2 separate regions of the Homo sapiens genome follow, and region 1 is linked to region 2. Evidence: read pairs that join two places in POLR2A ChIA-PET (ENCODE). Cell type or tissue: MCF 10A. All regions are shown on one strand. Each heading gives the region's core, and the rest is flanking DNA. Links, peaks and the distances in the headings are about the cores only. Region 1 overlaps SGPP2 (sphingosine-1-phosphate phosphatase 2). Region 2 holds the start of RNF228 (ring finger protein 228).

Evidence for each region. Peaks named below come from ENCODE experiments on the same cell type or tissue, not always from the same donor. Only the 100,000 strongest peaks of a DNase experiment are listed, where the experiment ranks them.
Region 1: POLR2A ChIA-PET joins it to region 2 with 11 read pairs; 2 of 35 experiments call an interaction of 5 or more read pairs at or near these places.

What each region holds. Positions count from the first base shown.
Region 1 is chr2:222,449,201-222,457,534 of GRCh38, forward strand. The region is part of intron 1 of SGPP2 (sphingosine-1-phosphate phosphatase 2); the gene reads left to right. It also overlaps the pseudogene NANOGP2. Among named protein-coding and RNA genes, the nearest start is that of SGPP2, 29 kb to the left of the region's middle. RefSeq lists an enhancer at 2,370-2,419. In MCF 10A, for the core only: no CTCF peak of the experiment used is centred there; a DNase peak (open chromatin) is centred at 3,521.
Region 2 is chr2:222,315,091-222,323,424 of GRCh38, forward strand. RNF228 (ring finger protein 228) reads right to left here and starts at 5,065. Exons shown (of 1, transcript NM_001395871.1): 1 at 1-5,065. The coding sequence starts at 4,975. The coding sequence ends at 3,938. It overlaps CT75 (cancer/testis associated transcript 75), which reads left to right and starts at 3,381. Exons shown (of 4, transcript NR_136642.1): 1 at 3,381-4,280. RefSeq lists enhancers at 3,074-3,669, 3,446-3,495 and silencers at 3,966-4,295, 4,936-5,245. In MCF 10A, for the core only: CTCF peaks have their summits at 3,028 and 4,146 (motif pointing right); DNase peaks (open chromatin) are centred at 3,061 and 3,311.

The DNA.
Region 1 (8,334 bases), core at 144-8,143, 130 kb after region 2:
CTCTAAGACATTGAGGGTGGGGCTGCTATTTGGAGAAGGGAAAAGAGCTCACAGTTAACTGGTCAGAACATCATCCACTTTTTGACATTTTGATTGCAGGCTTTGGCATTTTGGGTGAGGACACACAAACACAAATTCATTTAGTTAACCTAGGACTGAAAAGCCCACCTGGGCCAGGTGAAAAACAAAAATGGTCAGGTTTACAACTTTGAAGAACTTGGAGAACACGTGCCCCATCCTAAGGATGCAGCCTTTACTCAGGTCAGCCAATTTTTTTTTTTTTTTTTGAGACGGAGTCTCGCTCTGTCACCCAGGCTGGAGTGCAGTGGTGCGATCTCAACTCACTGCAACCTCTGCCTCCCAAGTTCAAGTGATTCTCCTGCCTCAGCCTCCCAAGTAGCTGGGACTATAGGCACCTGCCACCACGCCCTGCTAATTTTTTGTATTTCTAGTAGAGATGGGGTTTCACCATGTTAGCCAATTCTTATCACAAGGACTGTGGGAATGCACACTGCTGCCAAGCTGATTTTCAAGAGCAGTATGAAATCTGGGGAGTTTTAAAATTCTGGCAACTAATTTTCTAAAAGCCAGTTATGTGTGTACCAAGGGGAATGTAGATCTGTGGGTCATAATTCCATGTGCAGGGTGCTTGTTTGTGACTTCTGATCTGTGAGGTCACCTTGGTCCATTGGCCCTGCTAGCAAGTATGGGAATGAGCATCTCTCCAAGTTCAGACACGGGTTTGAGGTGGCAGAATTTGTCTTTTAAAATGGAAAACCTCTATATTTATATTTATGAGCTGAACCATAAGAAATTGACATTTTTGTGTATCAACAATAATCAAATATTGTCAATTTCATGTGCTTCAATCTAAAAGGAATCATCCACTTAAGAGAAACTAGAATATGAAATATAGACTGTGTTCTGTCCTGCAGCATCAAACATTTCTGCCTCCTCTGAGACGAAGAAAGCACTCACTAACTGTTCCAGCACCCCACGTTATTTACTAGCAGACCATGCCTGGCAGATGGAGGTGACATCAGCCATTGCCTGAGTAACATCCATCTTCTCATTTGCACCAAGCAGCTTAAAGAGTCTGCCCTTCCTGGGACTAATGGCTTTAATATTAACATTGTTGAAGCTCCTTTTAGCAGCAGCATAGCCATTTGTGGAAATTTTCCAAATAATCATCTTTCTCTTCTTTTATCTTTCCTTCCATCAATTAGTTATAGGCTATCATTTTCTACAGATATTTTTAGTTTCTATGGATATCATTGCAGAAATCAACTGGACATAGCTGAGGATGAAACAATTGTTACCCTCAGGTAGGTGGACAGACTCCACCTCCAAAAGCAGTAAGATGGGTTTCATCCAGGATCCGCAACTTCAGTGATTCAGGTGTGAATCGAATTGCTTACTGATGGTGCATTCTGTTAAACAAAAACGTGCATTGAGAGAGACACAGCTGGCAGACGACCTAATGGGAACCTGGAGGGGAGGTTCTACCTCGGATGCCACATCTTCCCTCCCACTCCCAGACCAAATCCTGGGGTTTGAAAAGGGGGTTGGTACCAAACCTTTGCCATGTTTGAGAGAAAGACAGGAAGAGAGCCTCACTTTTCTCACTGGCTTTCCCATGCATCCTAGAACTCGAACTCTGATGAAAGCATTTCTTTAGTTCCAAGAGCTCTCTGGATGAATAGGGTAATGGGTTTCTTTTTATTTTCTGCATCTTTTTTTTAACTATTTAATGTTTACTTCATATTGATTTATAAACAACAACCTCTTTGTGAATTTCCTTCATAATATAGAAAATGTATTTTGACCAAATGTATAATGCATTTTTATTGTCTTAATTAACTGGAATTCCAACATTCCCTTCCCCCATTTCTTTGCTTTTAATGAAAAGTAGCAAATGAATAAAAACCATACAAAAAGAGAAAAAAAAAAAAAAAACTGCAATCAGAGATTTAACCAAACAAAACTCCCCACTAAAACCAAACTTTCCAGAAACAATTTTCAAAGTTCCTATGAAATCAATCATCTGGAGGGATATTTTAAAGGGAAAAAAGTGCTCTGTAAAATGATTAGCTTAGTTTCTTCATGTGACCTAAAAAAGGGCAGGTGGATGTAATCAACTTCTCACCCCATTGATGGCGAATACTTTGAAAGTCATATTAATCATTTAGAAAGTATGTGACCACACATGAGACACTCCAGTTGCCTCTTTGTCTGGTCTCATAAGTGTGTACAGAATTATTTTGATGTGCCCAAGGCACCTAAACCCTACACGCTCTGTGTGGCTGACTGAGAAACTGCAGAGCAGATGTCTGAAGGGCTGATGTGCTGAGCCCTGGGCTGTGTCGTGAGGCACAGCCATCTCCAGCTAGCCTTGCTTTTATCTGCCACTTGCTAGACTTTCCCACTGACCACAGGCTCCCCGCAGCTTTGTGCCTCGGTTTATAGATTGATGGCAATGCAAGGGGACTAAAAGTAAAGGAAGATAAATATCAAACTCTTAATCAAAGGAAGGAAGAGAAGGGAAAAGATCTATAAATTCAAAAATATTTTTTCATGTTTGCTGAGCATGGTAGCAGAGATACATGGAAACTCATGGCCTAGCAGTTGTTTAATGCTGATGGGTGGAGTAATCATCATTATTATTATCAACAAGAACTTTTATTTACTCAGCACTTTCTGTATGTCAGGCACTGTCTAAATGCTTCTCATGCATCGATGCATTTAATTTTCACAGCTCTGTAAAGTAAGTACAGTTGACTCTTGAGCAACATGGATTTGAACTGTTTGGGATCACTAATAATAGATTTTCTTTTTTTTTCACATCAATTTGTACTTTTATTTCTTATTCTTGAGGTTAGATTCTAAACCCTAAAGATATCCAAACTGTATTAGATCTACTTATCTATAGCCAGAGACAGCTTCTATCATGTTGTCCTTAGCAGCCAAGGTTATTAAAATGTCTTTTCTCCAGGAAGATCCAATAGGAAAAAAGAAAGAAACCTCTCTGATTAGGCTTCAACCATACCCCACCCTCCATCATATTGACTGGATAGGCATAATGGAAACCAGAACATGTGGTTTCCAAAAAAGAAAAATCCTATGAGGGAGGGGAGGAGGGGAGAGGAAGGATTCAGCCAGTGCCCAGAGTCAAATTGAGTAATATCAATTTCACTCTCCTTCACAGATCTTCAAGTTGTATGTTCATGGAGTAGTTTAGGAATAAATCCATGGTTTGTGGAGTACTAAAATACCTAGTTGTCTGCTTTATTACGTTATGGCTTTCCCCAGCAGTTTCCAAGGCAAACTGGCAGGAGAATTTGGCTGGAACTACATGCAGGACTGTAGAGATTCCTCTCCACAGTTATAGAAGGGACTGTTCCAGGCCTGATTGTTCCAGAACTGGGTGCACCAGGTCTGAGTGTTCCAGGAGTAGTTGCTCCAGGACTGGATGTTCAGGCTGTGGTTGCTGCAGCTTGAATTGCTCCAGGTCTGGTTGCTCCACATTGGAAGGTTTCCAGTCGTGTTCACCAGGCATTCCTGGTGGTAAGAAGAGTAGAGGCTGGGGTAGGTAGGTGCTGAGGCCTGAGTCACACCATTGCTATTCTGCGGCCAGTTGTTTTTCTGCCACCTCTTAGATTTCATTCTCTGGTTCTGGAACCAGGTCTTCACCTGTTTGTAGCTAAGGTTCAGGATATTGGAAAGTTCTTGCATCTGTTGAAGGCTGAGGTATTTCTGTCTCTGAAATCTATCATTGAGTACACACAGCTGGGTGGAAGAGAACACAGTTCTGGTCTTCTGTTTCTTGACTGGGACCTTGTCTTCCTTCTTTTGTGGCGCTATTCTCTGCAGCAGTGGGTTGTTTGCCTTTGGGACTGGTAGGAGAATCAGGACTATCCTCAGATCCATGGAGGAAGGAAGAGGAGAGACAGTCGCAGTGTGAGGCATCTCAGCAGGAGACATTTGCAAGGATGGATAGTTTCTTCAGGCCCACAAATGACAGGCATAGGTGAAGATTCTTTACAATCAGATGCTTTGAAGCCAGGCAGGTTTGGGGACAAGCTGGATTCACACTCATGTTATTACTGGGGAAGAGAAGTAAAAAATTTAAGAGCTGGACTGGAAAAAAGGCTAAGGCAGCGTTAAGACTTTTCTGGAAGATCTTAGAGAAATATGACCTCCAGAAGTGAAAGTATCAAGAAGTTGGGATGAAGTGAGCCACCTCCACAACAACAGGAGGCAACCAGCTCAGCCCAGCAAAATGTCAATGACAGATTTTCTTCCACCTCTGCCACCCCTAAGACAGCAAAACCAACCCCTCCTTTTCCTCCTTCTCCTCAGCCTACTCAACATGAAGACAAGGAAAAAAAAAATGTGATGATCTACTTTCACTTAATCAATATTAAATATATTTTCCTTATGATTTGCTTAATAACATTTTCTTTTCTCTAGATTACTTTATTATAAGAATACAGTATATAATGCATAGAACATATAAAATATATGTTGATTGACTGTTTATGTTATAAGTAAGGCTTCCAGTTAACAGTAGGCTATTAGTAGTCAAGCTTTTAGGGAACCAAATGTTATATGCAAATTTTTGACTGCACAGGGGTCAGCACCCCTAACCCGTGCATTGTTCAAGGGTCAACTGTATTTTATGTTATATAGTTGAGGAAACGGAGGCACAGTGAGATTAACTCACTTGTCCAGGGCCACACAGCTAGTGAATAGTAAAGCAAGGATTGAAACCCAAGTTTTTAACAATAGTACTGACCTGCCTCTTTTGATAAGCGTGCTAGAGAACATTTGGTTTATTTCCAAAAGTGTAGATGCATTTTGTAATCTTTTACTTTTGTTAACAATTACCATTTAATTTTCCTCTCTAGCAAGGAGGTCCTTTTGAATCCTTCAAAAATTTAAGCATTTTTACTTCATGATTTTTTTTGCCAATACAAACAGAAAATTTTCTCTCTAACCTGCAAGCATCTGAAGATAAAGAGAGGAGAGCCTGCTGGTGTTTATCTTTCTCAAAAAGATAACGGGAAATATGACTCAGGTGGCTCTTGAGAGATGCTGTTCCCATTGCTGATGTTCAGTGTTTTATATCTGCTGTCTGGATTTGACTTGGAGAAAAGCATGCAAGGTGAAATGTGCTTACAACTCTCTGCCAAGGTGAAAACCTCAATACTATAATAGGAGAGCTTGGATGAGGAAGGAGTGAGTTCAGAGATAAATAACTTGACTCTATCTTGTGATAAATTCTGAAGTGGTCTGTTATGAAAGTCCCTTTCAGACCTATGGGTCAAAGTAGATTTTCTTTAATGTGAACCACAGTGATTTCACAGGTACAGTGTAATGGAGGACCAGAAACACACATAGACTTGTTCCTGGATAGCTGAGCTTCTTAGACTTGACAAGCAGGCTTCTGCTTGATTAGCTGAAAACTCAGGCAAGTGTGAGCCTCATTCCCTTCTGTGAAAATGAGGCAATTGGACCAAACAGTGGAGCTGTTAAAAAAAAAAAAAAAAACAGGCCAATTTGAACCTCACTCCAGATCTAGTAAATCAGGCTCCTGGAGTAGAGTCCAGGTATGTGTATTTTTCAAAGCTCCTTGGGTGTCATTAAGAACCCGTAGATGGCTACTTTCTAACCAGAATGTGTGCTAATGGCATGCTCCACTTTTATTTCTCTGTCTCTTCAGACAACAAGCATTTGTTGAATGCTTACTGCGTGGTGGGCAGAACAACAGCCATTGTGTTGATGCCAGGAATTCTGCAGGAACAAGGTGCCCAGCGTCCTTGCCTTCAAGGAGCTTGAAGTCTAGTTTAGATGAAAAAAACTAACAGGTACAAGAGTAAGAGAATTAGGCTGGTCATGGTGGCATACATCTGTAATCCCAGCTACTTGGGAGGCCAAGGCGGGAGGATTGCTTGACCCCAAGAGTTCAAGACCAGCCTGGACAACATAGTGAGACCCCCCACCACTCCAATCTCTTTAAAAAAAAAAAAAGTTTAAGAGAATTTCAGATGGGCTACAAGCTATGAAGAAGATAGAACAGGGTTATGATGTGGAGCCAGGGAGGTGAGGGCTTGAGAAGGCATCTCTGAACGGAGATGTGTAGGGGAGATGGAATCTCAGAGATGCGAAGGAGCCAACCAGGAGGAGAGTGTGCTTAGGACAAAGCTCAGGAGGCTGGAATGTGCAAGACATGCTCGAGTAAGAGGCAGTAAGCAACGGCCAGAGTGGCTGGAACATAAAAAAGGAGAGGCAGGGAGGTAGGAGAGAGGAGCAGAGGTCAGATCTCAGTCCTTGACCATGGCTGTGCTTTGGGACTTTATTCTGAGTGTGATTGGGAGCCATTGGAGGATGGAGATTGTTTTCAGAAATGAATTGATTCTTGATTTTCATTTGAATAAGACCATTTGGGCTGCTCTGTACAATACCTGACAAGGTGGTTATAAAATTATTACTTGATATTTGACTAATTAGGCTTTATTTTCTTAACTTGGGATATAACTCACATACAATGAAGTTTACTCTTCTAAAATGTAAAACTCGGCTAGGTGCAGTGGTTCATGCCTGTAATCCCAATGCTTTGGGAGCCCAGGAGTTTGATGCTTCAGTGAGCTATGATTGAACCACTGTGCTCCAGCCTGGGCAACAGAGTGAGACCCTGTTTCTACAAAAGTTTTTAAAAATTAAAAAATATTCCCCGGGTGTGGTGACATGTGTCTATAGTCGCAGCAACTTGGGAGGCTAAGGTGGGAGGATTGCTTGAGCCCAGGAGTTTGAGGCTATGGTGAGCTATGACTGTGCCACTACACTCCAGTCTGGGCAATAGAGCAAGACCCTGTCTCTAAAATAAATAAATAAATGTACAACTCAGAGGTTTTTAGTATATTCACAAAGCTGTGCAACCATCACTATTATCTGCTTTTAGAATTTAAGAATAAATTGCTTTAATTTGCAAAAAATGTGATGGTATAGGAAATCATAGTACTGATCCTGGAGTAAATAAAAGAAAACTTGGCTGGGATGATGGAGAAAACACTCAGACTCTCCCATTCCACACATCTAATGTAAATTTTGTGTGATGATGGACATGTTCTGTATTGCACCGTCCATATTGGGAGCCACTAGCCTCACGTGGCTGTTGAGCACTTGAAATGCAACTGGTACTATTGGGAACTGGATCTTTTATTTTGTTAAATTTAAATAGCCACATATGGATACCATATTGAACAGCACAGCTCTATGGCAGCTTACAAATTCATAGTCTTATCTGAGATCATTTTCCCCGTCTCTCCTACCTCCCCGGTGTCTAAAATGATTGAAATGTTGAAGCATATTTATTGTATTTATACCTAATCCTCAGTACAAAGAAAAAGCTGGAGAGTTCCCACAAGGAATCTAGATGACAAGAGGCATAAAGGATGGATGACAGATTCTAAGCATCTTCTGGGGTAGAATAGGATCTGAGTGGGAGTTAACCTGGTTGTCAACACATGGGTGACATCTGTATGCTCATGGAAGGCAAAGGCAAGTGATGACCTCAGCCCCAGCTTCACAACTCACAGCGAATAAAAATAATTCCCAAAGCAGAATATTTTAAGAGGGCAATAAAGTAAGGTTATCTCTCCTGCTCCACTTGTGGGTTGCATGTGACAATAGTAACAAAATCACCCTTTCTAGGATTATGTCCCTGAACTATTTAAGAAGCTTCAAAGCGCCATGAAAGACTCTAAACTCTCATGGTTAAACTCATTAAGCCCTACCCTCCCCAAGTTCCATTTAAGCTGTTTCTATTATTTAAAAAGAAAAAAGAAAAAAAAATCTTCAGAGCCTTGCATTTTTGTCTAGAGGATTTGCTTTTCCATCCTTCATAAGTAGAAAAGTAGCCCAGGAGGAGCCTTAAGCTTTATTAATATTATAAAATATTCAGTGGTTTTTTTAATTGTTCATTTCCTGTTTTTTTTTTAACTACCATGTTTTGCAAATATGAGGCATACATGAAGGTAAACAAGTTTAAGATGTTTCTTGTCTTAAAACTTCCTGTATTATTTTGGAGCCAGAATAAATTCTTGATATTTATTATGTACGATGTTATGAAAAGATGAGATGACCTTTAATGTGTAAGGCCTATGCATTAATATTTGCCTATAAAATATGGCATGTTCCATAGAAGACCAGAAATACTCTCTTATTACCTGACAGATGTAGAAGGAAAAAAGCAATCAGGCGACCTCTAAAATTGCGAGCTTTTAAGGTAAACACAAATGTAGACTGAGATTCCATAGGTCAATATATTTAAAC
Region 2 (8,334 bases), core at 38-8,037:
TGCCTTTCAAAAATTCTTATGAAGTAGGGAAGGAAACTATTTACCTAAGCCTCCCAGGATCTCAGGAGTTATGGTCAGTGTGAGTCTGGAAAGCCAAGTCACTTAAGATTAATTCCAGAGTGTCCCTTCAGCAGACTCAACAGAACATTTATCAGCCACTCACTATGTGCCCAGAACTGGTTAAGGCTTTGCAGATCAAATGGATGACCAGATAGACAAAGTTCCTGTTTATGTCTTTACATTCTGCAGGAGAGTGATGAAAAATGCAACTGATAACTAAGACTACTGCAAACAGTATAACACATATTATACAAAGTAAATCTCATTAAGAAAGTAAAACTGGGATAGATACCCACTGGGAATAGAGTGGCCAGGGCAGACCTCTCTGGGGAGGTAATATTAGACACTTGGAGACCTAAATAAAAGCAAGGTCCATATAGGGCTTTAGTTTCCAAAGAATTTTCATGAATTTACCCTCTTATGTGTACAAATCTTCACACCAACTCCATGAGGTAGGGGGCGCTGATACTCCCCACCCCTAATTTTATAGATGGGGAGCCTGAGACTCAAAGGAGGTTAAATGATTTTTAACGGTCTTTCCGACTAAAGAGAGAACCAATGTTCAGGCTTACACCTCCTGCCTGCAGATACTGACCCCAAATCCAATGTGCTTTCTAGATGTGCCTGTTGTTCACTAAATCATATTGTATTCAGAGACTGAATGTTTAATTCGCCACCTGCATCATGAGTTTCTTTCACCTGAAATGTAGATCCTATGAAAGCATGATGATGAGTCTAACCTGTAGCCCTAGAACCTAGGCAGAATGTGGCCCATGGGGACCAGGAGTTTCCAAGCAGGTACAGAGACCAGACCAGGCCTGGCTTTTTGTAGTGACTCTACTGGTAGTAGAGGTGTCCAGGATTGAATCAAGCTTTTCCAAGATGAAGAGTTGCCATGGGAAGGGAAAAAAAAATACCACTTTCACCAGGAATCCTCCAGACAACTTACTTGCTATTTCAACAATTACTTCTTAAACTCCTGCTTTGTCTAAGGTGCTGGTGTATAGGTGTTTCCACGTAAATATAAATGATTAAACCCAATCTGCTGAATGGAGAGAGGGGAGAGAGACCTGAATGCCAGATAACCACTAGAAACCAGACAGATATTTTCCATGACCACATCCTGCCACTCAGTTCCTGATGGCAAAATCAGAAATTAGCAATAAAGCATGGTAAGCCACAGAAAATCTCTCTCCATGTTTAGATACTGATCTGCTAAGTGTGTCTCTTTGACTTCAAAGTATTCTAACTCAAATTTCAATTACATGAAATTTACACGTGCAATCTATAATAGAAGCAAAATGTGGCTTCTGTTGCCATCGAGGTGATTCAAGAATGTATTTCTCAGTTATGAGGAATCTTTTAGGTTACATTATTGGCATACTTCTCTGGAGCACAAATAAACTCTAAAAAGAAACCTGGTGCCCAAAGTAACCTTAGACAGACTTCTAGGTTGCCAGTTTAGCACACATAAAAAACTCATGTGTGTGTACACATGTACAATGGTTACAGCCACAAAGCCAAGTTGTTACCAGTATGCATATATTTTATACATAATATATCTTTAAACATAAACCTAATACATACATATATACATGTGTAGCTGCACTTGTGCAACTCAACAGTTTTTAGTGCAAACAGAATCTTAGTAATGGAGGTAAATAAAGAATGAATAAGAGGTAAAAATGGATATAGAAGTAAAACACAAGACATGGGGGTATAAATAAATTAAAACTAAGTTCTGAAAAGTGACTTTTAGTAATAGAAACCTAAAAACATTTCATAGAAGGCAAGAACAAAGTCTGACAACAGAGTTTAGTTTTAGTGGACATTGTGGTAGTAAATATGTAAGTTACTTCTCTCTTCAGAATACAACAGATCTCACTGGGCCTTCCAGGGTCATTATTCCTAGAAATAATCCCACTAAATGCCCATCTTAGCAACGCACATTTCCATGTGTGAGTTATTTCTCTCTCAGCCCCATTTAAAAATGTGAAATTTGGATTTAGAAGGGGACATGTATTTAAGGAAGAGAAGTGCCACACAAATAATGGAGCAATTTTACCATGAAATTAATGTCATGAAAATAGATATTTCTATAAATACCTCTTGTTTTTATTATTAAGACAATGCAGACATAAAACACTTCATACTGTAGTTTCTACATTGCAGCCAAACCACTTATCAATGGCCAATAAATTACTTCACTCCTATGATAGATACAAATGCTCGATTCAAGTTCAATTAATAGAATAGTGTCAGGATATCATGCAGACAGCTTGCATAAATACTCGAGGAATAATAGCATACCTTCAGTAGATTCTGTGATTTTTAAGCATGAAAACTTTGTCTTATTCCAAATTTCAAAAGATGGAATAAAGAATGTTTTCATATAAAATACATTTGGAACAGTTTTCCTTCTTAAAAAAAAAGGCATCTAACCCACTTGCAACATATACTGGCAATTCATCTTTGTAGTTACAAAATCAGATAGATATATATTCTTTTTCATCTCATGTGACTGTATGTGAACATTTCAGTAATTCCAACAATATCAAACAGCTAAATTCAAAATCATATAATACTTTCTAATAAGTGTATACGATATATATCTTTTGTAGCCAAAGGCAGAAAGACCTTCAGTTAGTTGATTTCATGTTTGGGCACTAGTTTATATTTTATCAGATAATTAAAAGTCATTAGTTATTTCACAGTATAAAATATTGAATCAATTACCAACAGGCTTTTATTTTCTGCTCCTAATTTCGAAATGTATTTGGACTCGAGGTATGGGAATAATGTCACTGCTTATCAAACAATTTTCTGGAAATCTTAATGCACAAAAATTTCCAGATTTATATATTCAAAAATAAATTATATGTTAAATGAAATTAAGAAAAAAAGGCGAGGGGAAGGAGAAAATCTAGTTTATATTCTGTGTGAATAGCTTTCAATATCTTCCAGGTGGGGGCAACCGTAAGCCACTTTTGAGAGAAGGGAGAACAGGCTCTTTAAGCTCCCTGAGTCTAGTTACAGAAGACTTCCTGGCAGTAACACCGTGAATAAAACAACCACAAGCTTCCAGGAGATGAGACTTCTAGGCTCTGCTCCAGACAACACCCGGCCATGGGCAACAGGGCCCACCGCCCTGGGCGCGCCGCAGCCTCGGCCACTCCGAGTCGGCTCCGATCGCGCACGCGCGCCGTGCACCTGCCCCATCGCGCCCAGCTGCTGCCTGAGCTCCGGGCACGCCCGCGCTGTGCCGGCGGGGAGTGTCCGTCACTCTCAGCGCTCAGGATCTCTCCCTTTCCAGGACCGCTAGGAAGCAGGAAATCCTTTTCCTCTCACGTTTACATCCCATTCATTCTTCCTCCGGGCAATTCAAGTCCATTCACAGCCGCCACAGATGCACGTGTGCACGCGCGCAGCTGCACCTTTAAAGAAACTCTCAAGTCCTGGCGGCCAGAAAACCAGCTTTCAGGCGGGGCGGTGGGGCTCCCCCTCCCCTTGCTTCGTCTCTGCAGATCTTTGTGCTCTAGGGAGGGATGGCCGCACATTCTGACGAGGACGAGGGTGGTGCATAACGCGGAGGTCAATTTTGCACAGTCCAGGCAAAAGAGACCCCCCCCCCCCACCAACATCCCTTCCTGTTCAGTTTCCCTCTCTGGCCCAGCGCGAAGGGCGAGGGGCGACAGAAGCCCGAGGGACAGAAAACCGAGGCTCCTCAGTGGCCGAGTTGGGAGAGAGTGTGAGTCCAGGAGAGCCCGGGGGCAGCAGGGAGAGGGTGCAGAAGCTCGAGCGCACCGAGCCAGAGGCCCCCTCTTCTCCCGCCACGCGGGGCTGGAGGTGCAGGCGCCGGTTCCGCGGCGTGGCCCGGCTATGTGTCGCTCCTCCGCGCGCCGCCCGCCGCAGCCCGTGCCCTCGGGCCGCCGCCGCCGCCGCTGCCCCCCGTCGAGCCCGCGGCCGCACCCTCGGGCCGATACTTGAGCCAGCAGATGACCCAGGTGACAACGACCGAGAAGAGTGCCAGGATGCTGGCCACCGACAGGCAGATGGGCCCCACGGGCGAGGGCGAGGGCGACCCGGTGGCCGGTGCCTCGCCAGGGGGCGCCCCGCCTCCGGGGGTTCCCCCGCCGCCGTAGTGGTTGACGAAGATGAGGCCGGTGAAGAGCAGCACCACCATGGAGAGGAAGGAGAAGACCACGCACACGCAGCCAGCGGTGAGCGCCGCGCGCTTGCAGTTCTGGCAGCTGTCGTAGGCGCCCGGGGCGCGCAGGCCGGGGCGGGCTCGAGGCCCGGGGGCCGCGTCCTCGGCAGGCGGCGGCGGCGGCGGCTGCGGTGGGGCGGGGGAGGGCGGCGGTGGCGGGGCCGGGGTGGGCGGCGGGGCAGCAGCGGGCGCGGGCAGGCGCGCGGGCAGCGGCGGGAGGCGGTCCTGGGGCAGCGGGTCGTGCGCTGCGCGCAAAGCCAGCGGGAAGGCCTCGGCTAGCTTGGTGTTGTTGGGCAGGCCGTGCACGCGGCTGTCGGGCAGCGGCGTGCGGTGGCGGCACACCGGGCACGCGATGGCGCCGGGCGGGCAGAGCCAGGGCGGCGGGCGCGGCGGGCGCTCAGGCGCGGCGGCAGCGGCGGCGGCGGCGGCGGCGCGGAGCTGCAGCTGGCTCAGGCACTCCTGGCAGAAGGTGTGCAAGCACGCCAGCAGCTTGGGCGCGCGCCGGTCCGCGTCGAAGTAGTTGTAGCAGATTTTGCACTCGTAGTCCTCAAGCGGAGGGAGGCCGGAGACCGTCTCCGCTGCGTCCCGGGCTCCTGCGTCTCCGCAGTCCGGGGCTCCCTTCGCGGCGACCCCAGCTCCCTCCCGGCTCCCGGGGCTGCTGCTTGGGCTCTGCTGGCTGCCGCCGCTGTCGCTCGCCGGCGCTGCCATGGCATGATCCGCCCCTCATCGGGGGCAAGGTGAGGTGCCTTCCTCCCCCTGCACCGCCGCCTGGGCTCCGGGCGGGGAGGAGGCGCTTCTGCCTCCCCCCTCTGACTGCTGTCGCCTGGCGGGGGAGGCACCGCTGGCTGGGCCAGGCGGGGGCGCAGCAGCGACCGCCTCCCCCTCCCGCCTCCCCGTCCCCCGCCCCCGGCGCGTGCACCACGGTCCCTCCCCGTCCCTGGGCTCCTCTGCAGTCCCCCTCGGCCTTCTCAACGCAGCTTTCCCAGCAGCTTAGGATATCGGTTTTTGTTGGACTTGAAATTGGGAGTTGAGGGCGGCCTGGAGGCGCTCGGGAAGGAGATTTGGGGTGCGGCTGCTTATAAAGATGTTGCCTTTTACCCCAGCAGTCCCCCGCCCCCTACGCGGGGTGGTGGCAGGAAACCGGTTCCTGAGTTTTCCTTCTTTCTCTTCCTCGACACGACCTCCCCACCAGTGTGTTTCTGTTTATCCTCCTCGCCCGGGGGCTGGGTCCCTGGCGAAGCCTCGTTTTCACCCACCCACCCCCAAGCCAGAGCTCACCAGTGATGTAATGCGGGACCCGCGCGGGGAGGGGAAACGGCAGCCTCAACCGCCTGGCAGCGGCGGTTTCTTCTCTTCGTGAAAATCGTGATCTCATCTCTCCGTCCATGGGCGAAAAAACAGCCATCACCAGGCCATTCACGCTTTGTGCTTTTGTTAGCAGAGCCCAGGCAGCCCTGCAGCCCACATCTAGGGTACAAACGGAACGGCGGCGTTTTCCTTGTATCATTTAGAGGAAATTTTTGAGCTGAACAGTATTTTTTTTCTCCCTCTCTCTCTCTCTGAAATATTGCTGAGATTTAAAGGAGGACGAAGACAACAGATTCATAGCTGGGTCTTGCTGTTTTCCTGACGCTGACCACAGCGGATCTAGGTGGCTATTTCGTTGGTGCACAGGCGTTCACAGAGGCAGAGAGGGGAGAAAGTTGTCAAACAGATTCACAGACTGTCAAAGTGCGGCTTAAACCGAGTTCCTGGGCTCCCTCACTGGCTTCGTCCACTTAAACTTTTAACGTACACATGTAGAGAGCTGAAACTCCAGGGGTAACATGGGACAGGTCCTCTTGATTTAATGAAAACAGAAGATCAACTGGACCGGGTAGCAAGAAATAAGGCTTAAGAAGCACTGGGTAGGTGACAGGAGTGGTGGGCTTGAGGACCAACTGAGGGGTGGTGTTCAGATACTCCTAACCAGAAAGTCTGTCCCCCGATTTCTCCAGGTTGGGCCTCACCCTATGAGCAGGGAACCCACCTTCCCCCTCAACAAAAGAAAAGATGACTTTGGAATGTTCTGGATTCCCACAGCTGGGAATGTTCCTACTTTTTTTTCAGTTTCTCTGCAGAAGACAGCAAGATGCCCCAGGGAATGTTTGTGAAAAAGGATGACTGGATGGGAAGCAAGCTGAAGAAAAAGAAGGAAAGAAAGAGAGAAATCAGTAAATCACCACACAAGAGGTGGAGAAGAGGACTTATAAATATTGTTTCTATGACATTTGAAAATAAATGTTTTACTCCATGCTAATAGTGAATGTGATGTCTTCAGTTTGAAGGGCTTTAAGTGAAGCTCATTAAAACCCACTATTTTCCATTTCCTAGTTTTTAATTTTGTAATTATTACTTGGGGTAATAACATTCTTTCAATTTTTTAAGCATTTCACTTAGTGATGGGGTGGTGATCAGAGAGGGTGGGTTGAGGGGACATCCTGAGAAGGCCTTAGTCTGGCCTTGGAATATTACAAAGTGACACTAACCTAACTATAGGAAGTGGCTTTCTGTCCTCTTTCCCTCATTTAGTTGTATGATTGGGAAAAGCCTGAAAATGCTCATTTATGCAGTGTTAAACTGGGTTCTTGTGCTTTAAGCCTTGAGTAGCTGTGTGCTGAGATGAGACGTAATGCTGATGTAGGACATATTTAAAACAGAGTATCTGGGAGAAGAGAAGCACATGAACAGGAGGGCTAGTGTGGCCTCCATACCAAGTGACTAAAAATAGTTCTGAAGGTCTGTATGTTTGAATATGGTGTGCATATGGGCAAAACACTTAAGATTTTGAAGCTTCACTTTATTATGCATTCTCACCATTGAATGACAGACTTGAGGAACAGAGTGTAGGATGACACTGGGCTTTCTCAAGCTCAGCATAATTGACATTTGGAGCTGGATAAGTCTTTGATGTGGGGCTGTTCTGGGCATTGTTCAATGTTTAGCAGCATCTCTGGCCTCTACACACTTGATCTCAGTAACACCTCTCCCCAGTTGTGACAACCAAAAATGTCTCTGGTTGAGGACCATGGAGCTACCACAAAGTCACAGATTTGGTTAAAGTGAAACCAAAAGCAGTAATATCTTACAGCTCCTAACTAGTGTAAGATAGCATTCTCAAAGAATTTAATGACTACAGGCATTTCTTCTATAGCTCATGGTCATTTAGATAATACTGAACTCTCTTTGAGAGGTCCAGTACAGCTTTTGTCAATAACACATCCTGTTGATGGAGTCATAAACAATTGCGAGAATTTGGTTAACCATAGTAAAATTTACTGTCTGAGTTTGGATAGGTTTTTCAGAGGAGCCCAAATCAATTATTTTATATCCTAGAGTCAATCATTCATTTTTAGGACTCTTAAAAATGCCATGTGGGGCTTCTGTAGGTACAGGGAGGAGGCGTGACATTGCTAAAGAGTGTGAGTTTGTGTGACACAGGCCATAGACACCTGCCTTAACAGACTGTCAGGCCAGTGCCAGTGTCACCTGAAGGTTTAAGTAGTAAAGCCTGGTCATTCATGTAGGAATTAGAGTTCCACTTTAGAGAAAGATGTATTGAAAGGGATCAGAAACAAGGAACTCGGCATAAGTTGAGCATCCCTAATTTAAACATCTAAAATCCAAAACTTTTTGAGCACCAACATGATGCCACAAGTGAAAAAATTCTACACCTGACCTCATGCGATGCATATATAAATTAATATAATATTAAAAATATTATATAGGCTGGGTACAGTGGCACAAATCCATAATCCCAGCACTTTAGGAGGCTGAGGCGGGTGGATCACTTGAGATCGGGAGTTCGAGACCAGCCTGGCCAATGTGGTGAAACTCCGTCTCTAAGAAAAAATACAAAAATTAGCCAGGGGTGGTGATGGGCGCCTGTAATCCCAGCTACTTGGGAAACTGAGGCAGGAGAATCCCTTGAACCCGGGAGGGGGAGGTTGCAGTGAGCCAAGATCGCACCATTGCACTCCAGCCTCGGCAACAGAGATTCTGTCTCAAAAAAAAAAACAAACAAACAA